Linked DNA regions of Homo sapiens: region 2 is linked to region 1. Evidence: chromatin contacts called from ENCODE Hi-C or POLR2A ChIA-PET data. All regions are on one chromosome and are shown on one strand. The core of a region is the stretch at or near the end of the contact, and the rest is flanking DNA. Distances in the headings are between cores, read along the strand shown. Region 1 overlaps RASSF5 (Ras association domain family member 5). Region 2 holds the start of DYRK3 (dual specificity tyrosine phosphorylation regulated kinase 3).

The links. Hi-C counts contacts between places; a loop is a spot of excess contacts on that map. ChIA-PET counts read pairs that join two places held with the same protein, here RNA polymerase II (POLR2A). Pooled maps may share reads with other maps.
Region 2: a pooled map shows a loop between it and region 1 (4-fold over the local background). The contact joins the promoter of DYRK3 here to the enhancer-like site in region 1. A Hi-C loop is called at or near these places in 1 of 168 maps with a recorded cell type or tissue (CD4-positive, alpha-beta memory T cell), 4 of 37 single-sample maps with no recorded cell type and 12 of 50 pooled maps. POLR2A ChIA-PET finds 5 or more read pairs at or near these places in 10 of 52 experiments (CD4-positive, alpha-beta T cell, GM12878, H1 and 7 more).

Annotation. Positions count from the first base shown.
Region 1 is chr1:206,546,437-206,553,583 of GRCh38, reverse strand. All of the region lies in intron 2 of RASSF5 (Ras association domain family member 5), which reads right to left. Among named protein-coding and RNA genes, the nearest start is that of RASSF5, 42 kb to the right of the region's middle. RefSeq lists a silencer at 1,314-1,363. Within about 2 kb of position 1,448, at least 4 of the 41 ENCODE cell types and tissues checked have a DNase peak (open chromatin) inside an H3K27ac peak, as active enhancers do; they include CD4-positive, alpha-beta T cell, where a contact is called at or near this core.
Region 2 is chr1:206,633,455-206,640,722 of GRCh38, reverse strand. DYRK3 (dual specificity tyrosine phosphorylation regulated kinase 3) reads right to left here and starts at 5,187. Exons shown (of 3, transcript NM_003582.4): 1 at 4,943-5,187; 2 at 2,962-3,073. The coding sequence starts at 5,019. It overlaps DYRK3-AS1 (DYRK3 antisense RNA 1), which reads left to right and starts at 5,055. Exons shown (of 2, transcript NR_183645.1): 1 at 5,055-5,123; 2 at 5,740-6,527. RefSeq lists silencers at 4,748-4,857, 4,908-5,327.

The DNA of each region.
Region 1 (7,147 bases), core at 199-2,698:
CACTGAGTACCCAGCCCTTCCTATTGGAGTTTCACTCTTAACAGGGTCAAGATTGAGTTTGTTATTCCCTCCCTTGTCCGCTACCTGCTCCTTCTTTTCCTCCCGTAGTATTTCCTGTCTTGATGAGTGCCATTAACTGAGATTAGTGCAAAGCCTTCCAAGAGTTCCCCATGTTTCTATCTCTGCCTCCTCCAAACCCCCTACCTTTTTATTGCCACAGTTACCCTTCTGAGATGAAGATCTGATCATGGTACCATAACAACTTCCATTCAGATTTCAACAAAAAATTATTGAATAATTACTATGTATCAAGTTCTACTTGCTTATTCTTTCTTTCACTTAGCAAATATTTACTGAGCCCTTTTCTTGTTTTTTGTTTTTTTTGACAGTGTCTTTCTCTGTCACCCAGGCTGGAGTGCAGTGGCGCGATCTCATCTCACTGCAAGCTCCACCTCCCAGGTTCACGCCATTCTCCTGCCTCTGCCTCCTGAGTAGCTGGGACTACAGGCGCCCGCCACCACACCCGGCTAATTTTTTGTATTTTAGTAGAGACAGGGTTTCACTGTGTTATCCAGGATGGTCTCGATCTCCTGACCTCGTGATCTGCCTGCCTCGGCCTCCCAAAGTGCTGGGATTACAGGTGTGAGCCACCGCGCCCAGCCTTACTGAGCACTTTCTTCAGGCAAGCACTAGACTGAGTGTCTGAGTTTGGGCATGAATAAGACACAGTCCCTACCTTCTAATAATATACAGTCTAGTGAGAACAACATTGAATAAGACGGTCTACTAAAGTTACTGAATGAAAGTTACACATTTCATTATCTCACTTAATCCTCAGAACCCTGCAAGAAGGTATTTTGCAGATGAATGAACTGAGTTTCAGAGTAAACTCGCCCAAGCAAGTAAATGGTAGAATCAGATTCAAACCCAGAGCCCCTGTAACTTTCCATTACAATTGTCCTTTCTCCACCGACTCCCGCCACCTATTCCAAACTCTTGAGCAGGTCCTTCAAGACCCTTCACGGTGCACACCCAGCCAACAGTTCACACCCATCTCCAGGTGCAATCAAGCAACCCTCATTACAGCTGCACAAAATTCGATCCACATTCCCAGAAGCCACCCTTCCCTCTTGTGGCTTAGCTCTTGCTATTCTCTCCTCTGATGTCAAAATCCTCCTCCTATGTCCTCCCCACTTCCTGACACATATTCCCCAATATCATCCATACCTCCCACACCTTCCATCTGACTCTGAGAAGCATCCTTAACCAGATGTCCTATCTGGGTTGAATCTTAAGATGCTGCCATCCCTAGGGTAGCAATTTTCAGCATTCAATGGCTGTGTACAGCAGAGAGCTCGGTGTCTCCCCAGATGACTTCCTGTTGTAAGAGGTGAGTGGTGGCACACCATTTAGGTTAGACTCACCCTACAGTCACTTTCTCAGCGGTGCTAACCCACACCACACTTCTGATTGGCTGCCAGGCTAACAGCTTCGATAGGCCTTGACACTGAACCTACTGAAGATAGCTGAGTTACCCCAGTTGTCCACACCCTCAAGAACTCATGTCAGGGTCTGAGTCAGGCCCAAGGGCTCTGTCTTCTAATTTTCCTCCCTAGTGAGAATACAGAGTGACAAAAGCTATTTCTGATCAACAGCCGTCTCCCTGATGTGCCCCTCTCTGGGCAGGGCCAATCCTCCAACATCCCGGGCAGCATGGTCACCAGGGTGAGATGTGAACAACTATTGCACTGCTACATCTAGCAAGGAGGGTCTTGCCTCTCGCCTCAGGGCTAGCCTAGCCCACCTGGGGGTCATCTCAGGAAGCCCACTGCTTCTAGGGTAAAAGGGGATAGGCTGTGAAGAGCCCAGAGAAATGTCTCCAGGGTTTAAGGATTTCTAGAGAAATATGCACCAGAGCTCTGTCCCTCCTTGTGGCCAGGACTTCAGGTGCCTCCTTTTTGGGAAGCATTTCCATTCTGCCTAATCAGAAATACATTGGCGTGGGCTGGGCCCATCTGGGGCTGGTCAGATAGGCCTTGGAGAGGCTCCTGTGAGGGCGGCTGTCCAGTGCAAAGGAATCACTGACAGCTTTGGCCAGCACTTCTGGCTTCTAAAGTGTGGCAGGAGTCTGTGAAGGAGCCATGGAGAAAGCTGTCCCAGATGGGACGGCCTAGCCAGGGTAAGAATGAAGGATGTCCGCTCAGGGTAACGTGGAGGGAGCGGGGGACTGGCTCCTTCTCTTGGCAGATATAGGTGGGCTGGTGTGCATCTGGCACCTCTAGAATCCCCTGGGAGCAGCCATTAGCTTCTTATCAAGGGAAGGAGTCAGAATAGAAGAAATCAGTGCCAAATTTGGGGTTTGGAAGCTAAGGAAATACTGACTGAGGGACTAGGTGGGGTCTAATGTATTCTGCTCCCCACCCTCACATCTACCAGGAAAGATTAGATGTGGGACCCTAGTTTCTGACTTTCCTGACATTCCTGCCATGTCAACTAAAGGTGGTGAGTTCCTCTCATTTCTGGTGGCCACAGAATAACAAAAGATTCTGTCAATATCAATTGATTGCTAGATCATAAAGTTATTAAGCTATAGAAAGCCAGATTTTAGAGCTGGGAGCGCTAAACTTGCTCCAAGATGGCAGAAAGGGGCTGTCAGCAGCCTTAGGACTGGGTAGCAGGGCAGGCACATGGATTTGTGCCTGTGTGCTCAGGGTACAACACAAAATCCCCATTTTGGAGCGTTACCATATTTTAAGATGCTGAGAGCAGCATTGTTCACACCCATAGCTATCTTGAGGATAATGTGTCTACAGAGGGCAAGCAGCCTGCTGGGCTGAAGGCTCTAAAACACCATAGGGGCAAGGGAAACTATGTTATTTGCCAGTCCTATTATATATATTCCTTGTGGTAGGTGCTGGGAACACACTGGTAAACAAACAAGGTTCATGCTCCATGGAGTTTACAAGTGCTTTTATACAGTTGCCACAACAACCACACTGGTGTCCCCATGTAATAGCTAAGAGAGGTTATGTACTTTCCTAGTGTCATAATAAGTGGGAGAACCAGCATTCTGAATGCAAAAAACCTCCACAAATCCAAGTTCAAAATCGAATAAAATGAAGGACTTCTTCAGCACCTACTATGTGCAAGGCCCAGTGCATTATGAGGAAGACTAAATGGCAAAAGATAGGATCCCTGCCCTCAAGGCATTTACCCAATGCGTAAGGCTGGGTATTAAATGAACTAGTACGAATCAGGATTAGAACAGTGCCTGGGGGAGTTCTGCTTCTGGCAAAGATGAGGGAATAGGATTCAGATATATCCTCCTGATTAAAACAACCAAAAAAATGGATACAACTAATGAAACAGTGGTTTTTAAAATACTGGCTATCAGGTAATGAGGAATAGCAATCCCCGAGACACAGGAAACAAATGAGTTGATCCCTAGATTTACTCCCAGTTTACTCCCAGATGTGGTGCAGAGCGGGTACTAAGGTGGAGCCTGGAAAACCCCCTGAAGCTGAGGAGATGCTGCTCGAGTCTAGGGAGACAAAGGCAGCCCGAGTTCACAGGACAGAGTAACTGAATGGAGACAGCTGCAGAGAGAGAGAACTGCAGAAAGGCCCCTATAGTATTCACCTGCGTGCTTACTGATCGGTGTGTGCATGGGAAGAAATGACCCAAGGCTAGAGAAAGAACCGCCCAAAAGGATTACAGGTAACAGTGTCTGCCCTCATACAGGGCAGGAATAGTGCCTGTTCCTACAAGCCATACCAGAAAACCTCATGATTTATTAGGCACTGAGTAGAGTACACAGAGAGTCTTACCTTAGTGGTGGGAAATAATTAGCCCTAGACTGAGGACTATTCCAATCCTGACAAATCTTAAAGAGGCTCTTAAAACCTTAAAAAGGATCGAACTTCTAAGTAATTTAACTGGGTCCTAGAACAAAACTCAGGAATATTTCCACAGGGCTGGGTGCAGTGGCTAATGCTTGTAATCCCAGGACTTTGGGAGCCTAAAGTGGGAGGATCACTTGAGGCCAGGAGTTCAAGACCAGCCTGGGCAACTTAGTGAGACTCTGTCTCGACTACTGACCACAACTGACACAGATATTAGCATTGGTCAAAGACACTAATTCTGGTGTCTCAGGCAGCCCACTGCTTCTAGGGTAGAAGGGGATAGGCTGTGAGGAGCCCAGAGAAATGTCTGAATAAGTATATGCTATTTATTCAAAAAGTTAAGTAGGAGAAATGGAAAATATTTAAAAGATCCACATCAAACCACTAGAGTTGAAATTTACAATGCCTTTGATGGGAAATATACTAGATGGGGATTAATGGCAGATTAGACTTTGCAGAAGAAAAGATTAACAAACTTGAAGACACAGCAATAGCAATGATCCAAAATGAAGCACAGGCCAGGCATGGTGGCTCACACCTGTAATCTCAGCACTTTGAGAGGCCAAGGTGGGTGGATCACCTGAGGTCAGGAGTTCGAGACCAGCCTGGCCAACATAGTGAAACCCTGTCTCTACTAAAAATACAAAAATTAGCTGGGAGCGTTGGCAGGCACCTGTAATCCCAGCTACTTGGGAGGCCAAGGCAGGAGAATCACTTGGACCCAGGAGACAGAGGTTGCAGTGAGCCGAGAACGCGCCATTGCACTCCAGCCCGGGCAACAGAGCGAGACTCTGTCTCAAAACAAAATAAAACAAAACAAAATGAACCACAGAAAGAAAAGAGAATTTTTTAAATGAACAGAGCAGTAAGCTGTGGAACGAATTCAAGCAGTCTAATATACATGTAAGTGGTATCCTCAGAGTGGGGGGGTATGAAAATATTTGAAGAAATAATGCCCCCAATTTTTCCAATTTTCGTGAAAACTATAAATCCACAGATCCAACAAACTCAATGAACACCCAGTACAAGAAACATAAAGACAAGTACAAAAGGCACATTGTAACCAATTGCTCAAAACCAGTGTGATACAGTTTGGATATCTGTCCCCTCCAAATCGCATGTTGAAATCTGACCCCTCATGTTAGAGGTGGGGCCTGGCGGGAGGTGTCTAGGTTGAGGCGGCAGATCCCTTATGAATGTCTTGGTGCCCTCCCCATGGTAATGAGCATCTCGTATTGTTCCTTCATGTGAGAGCTGGTTGTTCAAAGGAGCTTGGCGCCTCCTCCTCTCTCTCTGGCTCCCTCTCTCACCATGTGACATGCCTGCTCTCCCTTCACCTTCCGCCATGAGTAAAGCCTCCTGAGGTCCTGATCAGAAGCCAAACAGATGTTGGTGCCATGCTTGTACCGTCTGCAGAACCATGAGTCAAACTCTGTTCTTTATACATTGCCCAGTCTCAGGTATACCTTCATAGTAACACAAAACAGACTAATACATAGCGATAAAAAGAAAAAAGAAGAATATGTTATATACAGAGGAGCAGAGATAAAGATACCAGTAAATTTATTGTTAGAAATAATGCAAGTGAGGAGGTAGTGAAGCAACATCTTCAAAATAATGAAAGAAAAAAAGTGCCAACCTAGAAATTTCTATCCCATAAAAATCTCTCAAAAAGGAAGGTGAAATTAGAACTTTTTCAGACATGGAAAGTTGAAAAAACTCATCATCAGCACACCCACAAATACAAGAAATGTTAAAGAAAGTCCTTCAGGCAGAAAGAAAATGATATCGGATGGAAACCTGGATCTACCAGAAGAAAAAAAAGTACCAGAAATGGTAACCAAATGAATAAACAATTTCTTATCATTTAAATCTCTTTAAAATATAATTGGCCATTTAAATAAAATAGTAACAATATTGTAAGGGGCTTATAGCAGTGGTCCCCAACCTTTTTGGCACCAGGGACTGGTTTTGTGGAAGACAATTTTTCCATGGACTGGGGTGGGGCTGGTGGTTTGGGGATGACTCAAGTGCATTACATTTATGGTGCACTTTATTTCTATTATTATTACATTGCAATATATAATGAAATAATTATACAACTCACCATCATGTAGAATCAGTGGGAGGCCTGAGCTTGTTTTCCTGCAACTAGATGGTCCCATCTGGGGGTGATGGGAGACAGTGACAGATCATCAGCCATTAGATTCTCATAAGGAGCACGCAACCTAGATCCCTCGCATGCGCAGTTCACAATAGGGTTCAGGCTCCTCCGAGAATCTAATGCTGCCGCTGGTCTACAAGGAGGCAGAGCTCAGGCTGTAAAGCAAGCCATGGGGAGTGGCTGTAAATACAGATGAAGCGTGGCTTGCTCTCCAACTGCTCACCTCCTGCTATGCAACCTGATTCCTAAAAGGCCATGTGTGTGGCCCTGGGGGCTGGGACCCCTGGCTTGTAGTATATGCGAAAATAAAATACAGGACAAGAATGGTACAAAGGTCTGTAGATGAGAAATGGAAGGATACTATCATTTTTGTCTTTTCTTTTCTTTTTTAAAATTTTTTTTGGTATAAAATAGAGACAGGGTCTCACTATGTTGCCCAGGCTGGTCTCGAGCTCCTGGGCTCAAATGACCCTCCTACCTCAGCCTCCCAAAGTGCTAGGATTACAGGTGTGAGCCACTGTGCCTAGCCAGGGTTTTATACTATACATGACATGGCATAGTATCATTTGACAGGTAGACTGTGATGAGCTAAAGATGTACAGATGGTTCCCTCCTTACAACGGTCCTACTTATGATTTCTCAACTTTAAGATGGTGCTAAAGAGATGCACATTTGATAGAAACCATAATTTAGGTCAGCATTCAATAAATTACATGAGATATTCAACACTTCATAAGAAAATAGGTTTGGTGTTAGATGATTTTGCCCAATTATAGGCTAATGTAAGTGTTCTGATCACATTTAAGATAGGCTAGGGTAAGCCATGTTGTTTGGTAGGTTAGGTGTATTAAATGCATTTTTGACTTCAGGTATTTTCAACTTTCAGTGGGTTTATTGGGATGTAATCCCATAAATTAAGGACCATTTATATACTGTAAATGCTAAGACAACCATTAAAATAACAAAACAAAGGGTTAAAGCTTGTAGGCAACAAATGGGATAAAATGCAATCATAAAGTACATTCAAGTAGTCCAAAAGAAGGCAAGAAAGAAAAAAAGAAAAAGTGAACCAAGAACAGAT
Region 2 (7,268 bases), core at 3,938-6,437, 83 kb before region 1:
AAAAATTAGCCAGGTGTGGTGGTGGGTGCCTGTAGTCCCAGCTACTCGGGAGGCTGAGGCAGGAGAATGGCATGAACCCAGGAGGCGGAGCTTGCAATGAGCCGAGATAGTGCCACTGCACTCCAGCCTCAGTGACAGAGCGAGACTCTGTCTTAAAAAAAAAAAAAAAAAAAAATCTTGCTGAGAAATTGAAAAGGAATAAAGGAATATCCTTCTCACTCAGATATAAAACCCTACCTTTTCCCCAGCTCCCAAACCCTAAATCCCTGTAACACAAAACTTAACCCAATAAAAGCCTATGGGCAGATGATTTATAGTTTACCATGAGAATGTAGGAGCATCTTGAATAAATGAAGCTAGAAAACTTTGTAAAAAAAAGTAACAGGATCTCGGGATAGAGTCATGGCATAATGAAATGTAAGTGGCACCAAGAGGTCAAAAGGCATTTTTTATTTTTATTTTCTTTTTCAGCAAAATGAGTAAAGACAGCCAGGCGTGGTGGCTCACGCCTGTAAAGCCTGCACTTTGGGAGGCTGAGGTGGGTGGATGACCTGAGGTCAGGGGTTCGGGACCATCCTGGCCAACATGGTGAAACCCCATCTCTACTAAAAATACAAAAATTAGCCAGGCATGGTGGCAGATGCCTGTAATCCCAGCTACTTGGGAGGCTGAGGCAGGGAGAACTGCTTGAACCCGGGAGATGGAGGTTGCAGCAAGCCAAGATTGTGCCACTGCACTCCAGCCTGGGCGAGAGAGCGAGACTCGGTCTCAAAAAAAAAAAAAAAAAAAAAAAAGAAATGAGTAATGAGTAAGACATCTAAAATCTTCTTGCTCCCTCACAAAACTGTCATGCCTAACACCATGCAGTAAGAAATTAATTTTTGATCCTGAAACATACAATGTAAGTAACCTACTGGAAGGTAAATAGCATCGGCTAACTCTGAATCAAAGTAAAAATGACTTGGCTGGGCGCGGTGGCTTGCGCCTGTAATCCCAGCACTTTGGGGAGCTGAGGTGGGTGCATCACAAGGTCAGGAGTTCAAAACCAGCCTGACCAATACAGTGAAACCCCATCTCTACTAAAAATACAAAAATTAGCCAGGCATGTTGGTTGGTGCCTATAATCCCAGCTACTTGGGAGGGTGAAGCAGGAGAATCACTTGAACCCGGGAGGTTGCAGTAAGCCAAGATTGCGCCACTGCACTCCAGCCTAGGTGACAGAGTGAGAGTCCATCTCAAAAAAAAAAAAAAAAAAAATCAGTTAAAATGACTTAAAGTCAGATGTTAACACTTCAACCCAATTGCAAATAGTTTCCTATAGAGGTGAACCAATTGGCAGCAAGTAACCAAGCAATCTGATGGGCAACACAAGATGTATATGGTTCTGAAGTTCTTAGACATTTTGACATATTAAAGAAACAACTTGCAAAGAATGGAAAGAAACCCCACTACACTCCAAAAAGGGGACGAAAAATAGGGTGACCAGCCTTCAAAATATTTTTAGCTCACGTTTTGTATACTACTAGTGTTGAAAGTGGGGAAAGGGCCGGGTGCGGTGGCTCACGCCTGTAATCCCAGCACTTCCAGAGGCCGAGGGAAGTGGACCACTTAAGGTCAGGAGTTAGACCAGCCTGACTAACATGGTGAAACCCTGTCTCTACTAAAAATACAAAACTTAGCTGGGTGTGGTGGCAGTCGCCTGTAATCCCAGCTACTCAGGAAGGCTGAGGCAGGAGAATTGCTTGGACCCGGGAGGTGGAGGTTGCAATGAGCTGACATGACACCACTGCACTCCAGCCTGGAAGACAGAGTAAGACTGCGTCTCAGGAAAAAAAAAAAAAAAAAAAAGGAAAAAGGTTGATTTTAAGCAAAAACTGATGACCACAGGAAGGACTATGAAAAATAGAAGTGATTTTTCCATATAGAAACAATTTCAGGTCTTAAACACAGAAACGTGAAAGAGAAATATTACAAATGAGTCAATTCAATTATTCAGTTTGTTCATCTGATGACATATGCAGGAAATTTTAAAGTCATAGGATAGCCTCTCTTTGTCATGGAACTTGGCCAAACCCTGCTCTGCCTACCACTCTATGCATGCTGAAGGAATGCAAATTAATTTTATCTTAAGTTAAAAAAAAAAAAAAGCTGCCAAGCACGGTGGCTCACGCCTGTAATCCCAGCACTTTGGGAAGCCGAGGCGGGTGGATCACGAGGTCAGGAGTTCAAGACCAGCCTGACCAACATGGTGAAACCCCTGACTACTAAAAATACAAAAATTAGCCAGGCGTGGTGGCACGCGCCTGTAATCCCAGCTACTCAGGAGGCTAAGGCAGGAGAATCACTTCAACCCGGGAGGCAGAGGTTGCAGTGAGCCAAGATCATGCCATTGCACTCCAGCCTGGGTGACAGAGAGAGACTCCACCTCAAAAAAAAAAAAAAAAAAAAAAAAGCTAAGTGTCTGCAGTCCCCAAAATGATTAAGTGCATTAAAAACCAAACTGTTGTAGTTATCATCTATCTATAAAATGGTTCTCTTTAGTATACTAATAAACGAAGACTGCATTTCCACCGTGCAGGGGAAAAAAAACTCCTGCAGATCTATGAATTCTGACATGTTTTCTGTTTCTTATTTTTGTTAAAAGGAGCCTTTGTAATACTAGGTGTATATCATCCTATACAAAAATAAGCATTACCTAAATAAAAGTAGCATATTATTTTTTTCCTAGTGCTATATATTTATCCCAGTGGAAACTGAAATAAAAAGGTGAGCTCCAAACTGAAATCATTCTGAAAAGCTAAATTTGGACCACAGACATTGTTATTCCAAAGTCAAGAGAAATCAAAAATAAACCAAAAAAAAGTCTGGTTGTCAGTGATACATAAGTGTACCTTGAGCATTAAGTAGCACTTCCTCCTTTCCAAAACAATTCATGTACAAAGAATGACTTCTTTTACTTACATTTAGTCTTCTGGGTGGAGGTGGTTCAGAAGGATTGCAGAGTACATTTGAACAGGGGGGACATTTGGTTTCATCTATCATCATGAAGGTGTCATAGACACCATCCCCCAACCTAGTTAAAAGGATTACAGACAAAATCTGTCAGGAACTGAAGAATATAGAATCCTATGTCTTAACTGCTTCATATCTGCTACAAGGAACAGTAATAGAAATAAATGTCTACACTACATTTTGGCACTGAATACAAACAACTGGGGTATTTGGAAGAGGTACAGAGGAAATCCAACTTTTGTTTTTCAAGGACAGCATTTCTAGGTTTGTATTTTAAAACAGTTGAAACAAGTCCTTCTGAATGTTGTTAAACACAATAAGGACTATCAGAAGGATCTCATAATAACTTACTACTTGAAAATAAAGGCTAGTTTGAAACTGAAGCTCACAGAGAAAAAAACAGACCAGAAAAAACTAACAGAGGTAATAGTTTCTCAAGTCAGAGACTTGGATTCTAATCTCAGCTCTAACACTGGCTGTGCTACCTTCTCCTCTGAGCCTGTCTTCCCCAGTGCTACCTTCTCCTCTGAGCCTGTCTTCCCCATGTTAATGGGAAGACTAGCTCCAGTCTTCACACTTCTGGGTCTTACAGGCAAGAAATAAAAGGCCTTTTTAAGGCTGTCTTCTCTTTATTCATTTACTTACTTACCTACTTACATCTACCTAACCTGCAGAAAAATACAGTAAGTACTACAGCAAACGCTAAAAGGATGCTCTAAATTATAAAATGTATTGAATTTACTTCTCTTTCCACTTCATTTTCTGGTGGATGGTGGAGGCAAAATTCTAAATGATTAAGGATCACTTCTCTGTTCTTTAACACTGTGGCTCCACCACTGTAAGGGAACACAAAAGACGGAGAGGATTTATTTAATCCACAAGATGGCCCTGAATAATGTATTTCATCTGCTACCAAGAACACGGATTTCCCAGTTACACACATCAGCATTTCATTGTATCATTTTACATGATACACTATGAATATAACAATGATGATGTTGCAGAGGAATAATTTTTTAACGTCTTTTAAAATATCCTGGAATATTCTGGTCACCTTAAAAACTGTTTTGTGAAATTCATTCTAGAGTTTTCTTTATAGATGTGTTATAAAAATATAAAGGGAAAAAAACCGCTACAAATATTTTTGGAATGCTCTTTTTAAAAACATGCTCACATTCTGATAGAATTATTTATATTTTTAACAGGGAATGGCTTCACCAACAGAAACCAAATATTCTGGATGTGACTGACCCTTTGCCATAAGCCTGATAAAACAAACCAGGATAGGCGTCCACATATATAAAGAAAAAGAAAACGTGCAAAATTGCCTAGTGACTAACAGCCAGAGGAAATTAACAAGAGTCTGCATGCAAATAAAGCGGGGAGCAAGGGTCTCTTCTCTCCATTTAGGTGTAAAATACAACGCAAGGTGGGGAATCTCTCAAAATAGGATCCGGAGAAAGCCGTACCCAGCATAGCCCATAACCTGTACATTCGAAGCTAGACCGCACCCCTCACAGCAAACCCCAAGAGTTCAGCCGTTGGTTATCCGCTCTAAGCAACAGGGCTTCTTTCCAAGGTATTGCTCCCGGGCTCCCCCCCTTTAATAAAAAGCCCCACAAAAAGTCCTAGATTTTCGTAATCCCTTAACATATACCCCGATCTAGGGTTTCAGAGGGAATCCAGGGGTGGAAATTCTTCTTGCTCTAACTCCGCTCTAGCCCCGTCCCCCGCGCCCGGTGAGACAGGGATGGGGGGAGGGGGCCCTGATAGAGAGGAGGTGGGGGCGGTCCCGGGGAGGCAGTCAGACCCCTGCCCTCGTCCCTCCTACTGAGGGCTCACTCTACCTCCTCCCCACCCCCAAGCTTCGCTTGCCAGCGCCAGCCGCTCCCTGTGGCGCCTCCAGCCCGTTACCCCGTGGCGCCGTTACCTCCGCTGCTGGGGCGGGAGCCCGGCCCCAGGCGGCCCCGCATCCTTCCGCCCAGGCCCACGAGCTGTGCCTCCCATCTCCTAGCTCGGGACCCCGCGCGGGGAGAGGCGCCAGTTGGGGGTCCGGTCGGCCACGCCACCTACGCCGGGACGGCTGCCTCCGCGGCGCGACGCTCCCACGGGTACTCTCGACCAGACACTGCAGCTCAGCGCACTTTCGCTCCCGACTGGCCCCGGCTGGGAAGTGGGGAGACGCAGCTCCAGGGGCGGGAGGGGGAGCGGTCTGGTCGCCTAGCAACCGCGGCACGCCCCCGGGAAACGCCTCGGCGCAGCTACGGGCTGACGCACAGGGGCGGGGCCCGTGGCCGGTAAAGGCCACGCGGCGCTCCTAGCGGGTGCTAGTACTGGCGCGGGAGGCGGGAGGTTGGAGGCGAGGAGCTCGCGGCCTAGGCTGTTTGGGTCCCTGGCGCGAGCTGTAGACGGAGAGAGGGGTCCGGAGAAGGAGGGGTGAAAGTAGCAGTTAGCCCGCGATCTCAGAAGGGCTGCCCGCCCCTCACGGTCCCTTAATAGCACGTTGCGTCCTGGAAGTTCTAAAACGTCCCGCTTCAATATGAATTTTAAATTAGTGAAAACATATGTGTATTGTTTTAGGCTTTCCCACCGCGGGGACGGCCCTCCGGGGGTTGGTGAGTTACATAAGAAAGCAATAATAATAAACCCATTTATTGACACGATGCTTCCATTTATGAACATTTGATCTCAGTAACGGAGGTACCCGACGACTTTCGTCTTTTACAGACTTAGCTGGGATGCAGAATAGAAGCTGGGCCTTTGTCTGACTACCCTGCAACAGTCAGCCACAGACGGGAAGGCAGCGCAGGAAACTGAGGCCAAAGGAGCCGCGCTTCCTCATGAGCATGAAGCGGCAAAGCCTGAACTAGAAGCTTCTAACGCCTAACCGTCCTCTTGCCGCACCAGGACCTACCTCTGCAAGGCCCTTCCTGACTTTTTCCTTAGAATGTGTGTATATGTGTCTTTTTCCTTTTCTGATGCTAAGACACCTCAGAAACACCAATGTTAAGCAGATTTCCATCGTTGGAGGTTAAAACACCCGAATACAAGTGTTTTCTTGAGTGTGGCATCTGGTCAGATGTTTTATGGGTTGGTTTGTTTTTAAAAAAAAAAAATTTCCTGTTAGATGGGTGGTAAGAACCAGTCAGAGTTTGTAAACCCACCAAGCACGAGGCGGTCGGACCGTCCAGATTCTGGAGTCCAGAAGACACCAAACGTTCTCAGAATGCCGAACGCGGGCGCCACCTGGTGGGACTAGAACGCTTATTGTCCCAAATCAGCATAGCACACAGTTCCCATAAATCTTAAAAATTCCCATCCAAGGCTCATTTCCGTGTGACTAAAAGTCATATTCTCTGTTCTCGTGACTCCAAGTAAAAATGTCCCTAAAGAGCCAAAGTATCTTCACTGTATAAACTAATAATCTATTGGTTTGGGGAATTTTATTTTTTGTGATCAATGTTACTTTAGCCTTTCTATGATATACATATAAATAAAAAAGTTTTCTTCCATGATGATTTTTTAAAGTTTATTTTATAAATAAACTTTTTCTTTTTGTCTCTCCCTTCCCCCACTTTGCAACCAGAGCAATTCTGCTTTCACAGGGGTTTGTATTTGGGCTCTTACGAAGCTTTTGTTTGAAGAAAGAGTTCCATGGCAACGCAAAGATTGGACGAGGTTACTGTTGAAGTCCCTTCCAGCTCTAAGATTGCAAAATTCTATTAAATAATCCCCGTTCTCAGTACTTATGTAGACACCTCAGACCACTTTACTGCCCTCCCTAAACAGTTGAATGAGACTTGCCCCCACATGATTTCTTACCTCATTCTGAATCACTGCTCGTGAGAGGATTGCATCCGCAGTCTGTGCTTAAGACACATCTTCCAGAGCCAAGTGGAAGGGTTCCTGCTCCCTTTCTTGCTCCTAAGGTGGGAAATACAGAGGCCGCCTTTGTCTTTCGCCTATTGTTCCCATGGTCAAGGGAAAGAGGACTCCTCGAGGGTGCTGGAGCTTCATAAATCTCTGACCTTAGTGACCCAATGTTTCTTCAAAGATCCCCTGTATGATGGGGTTAACGTCCCATAAGGGATCTGGCAGGAGCCTCCACACCCCTGCTGAGCGCTGCCCTGTCCCCTCCAGCTCCCAAGCAGCTTCCACATCATTCATGCCCTTTCTTCCCCTCCAAAGCCTCATTCAAGAGTAGTTTAAAATCACCATTATCATTCTCCATGCAGTTAAAGTCAGATTTACCCACC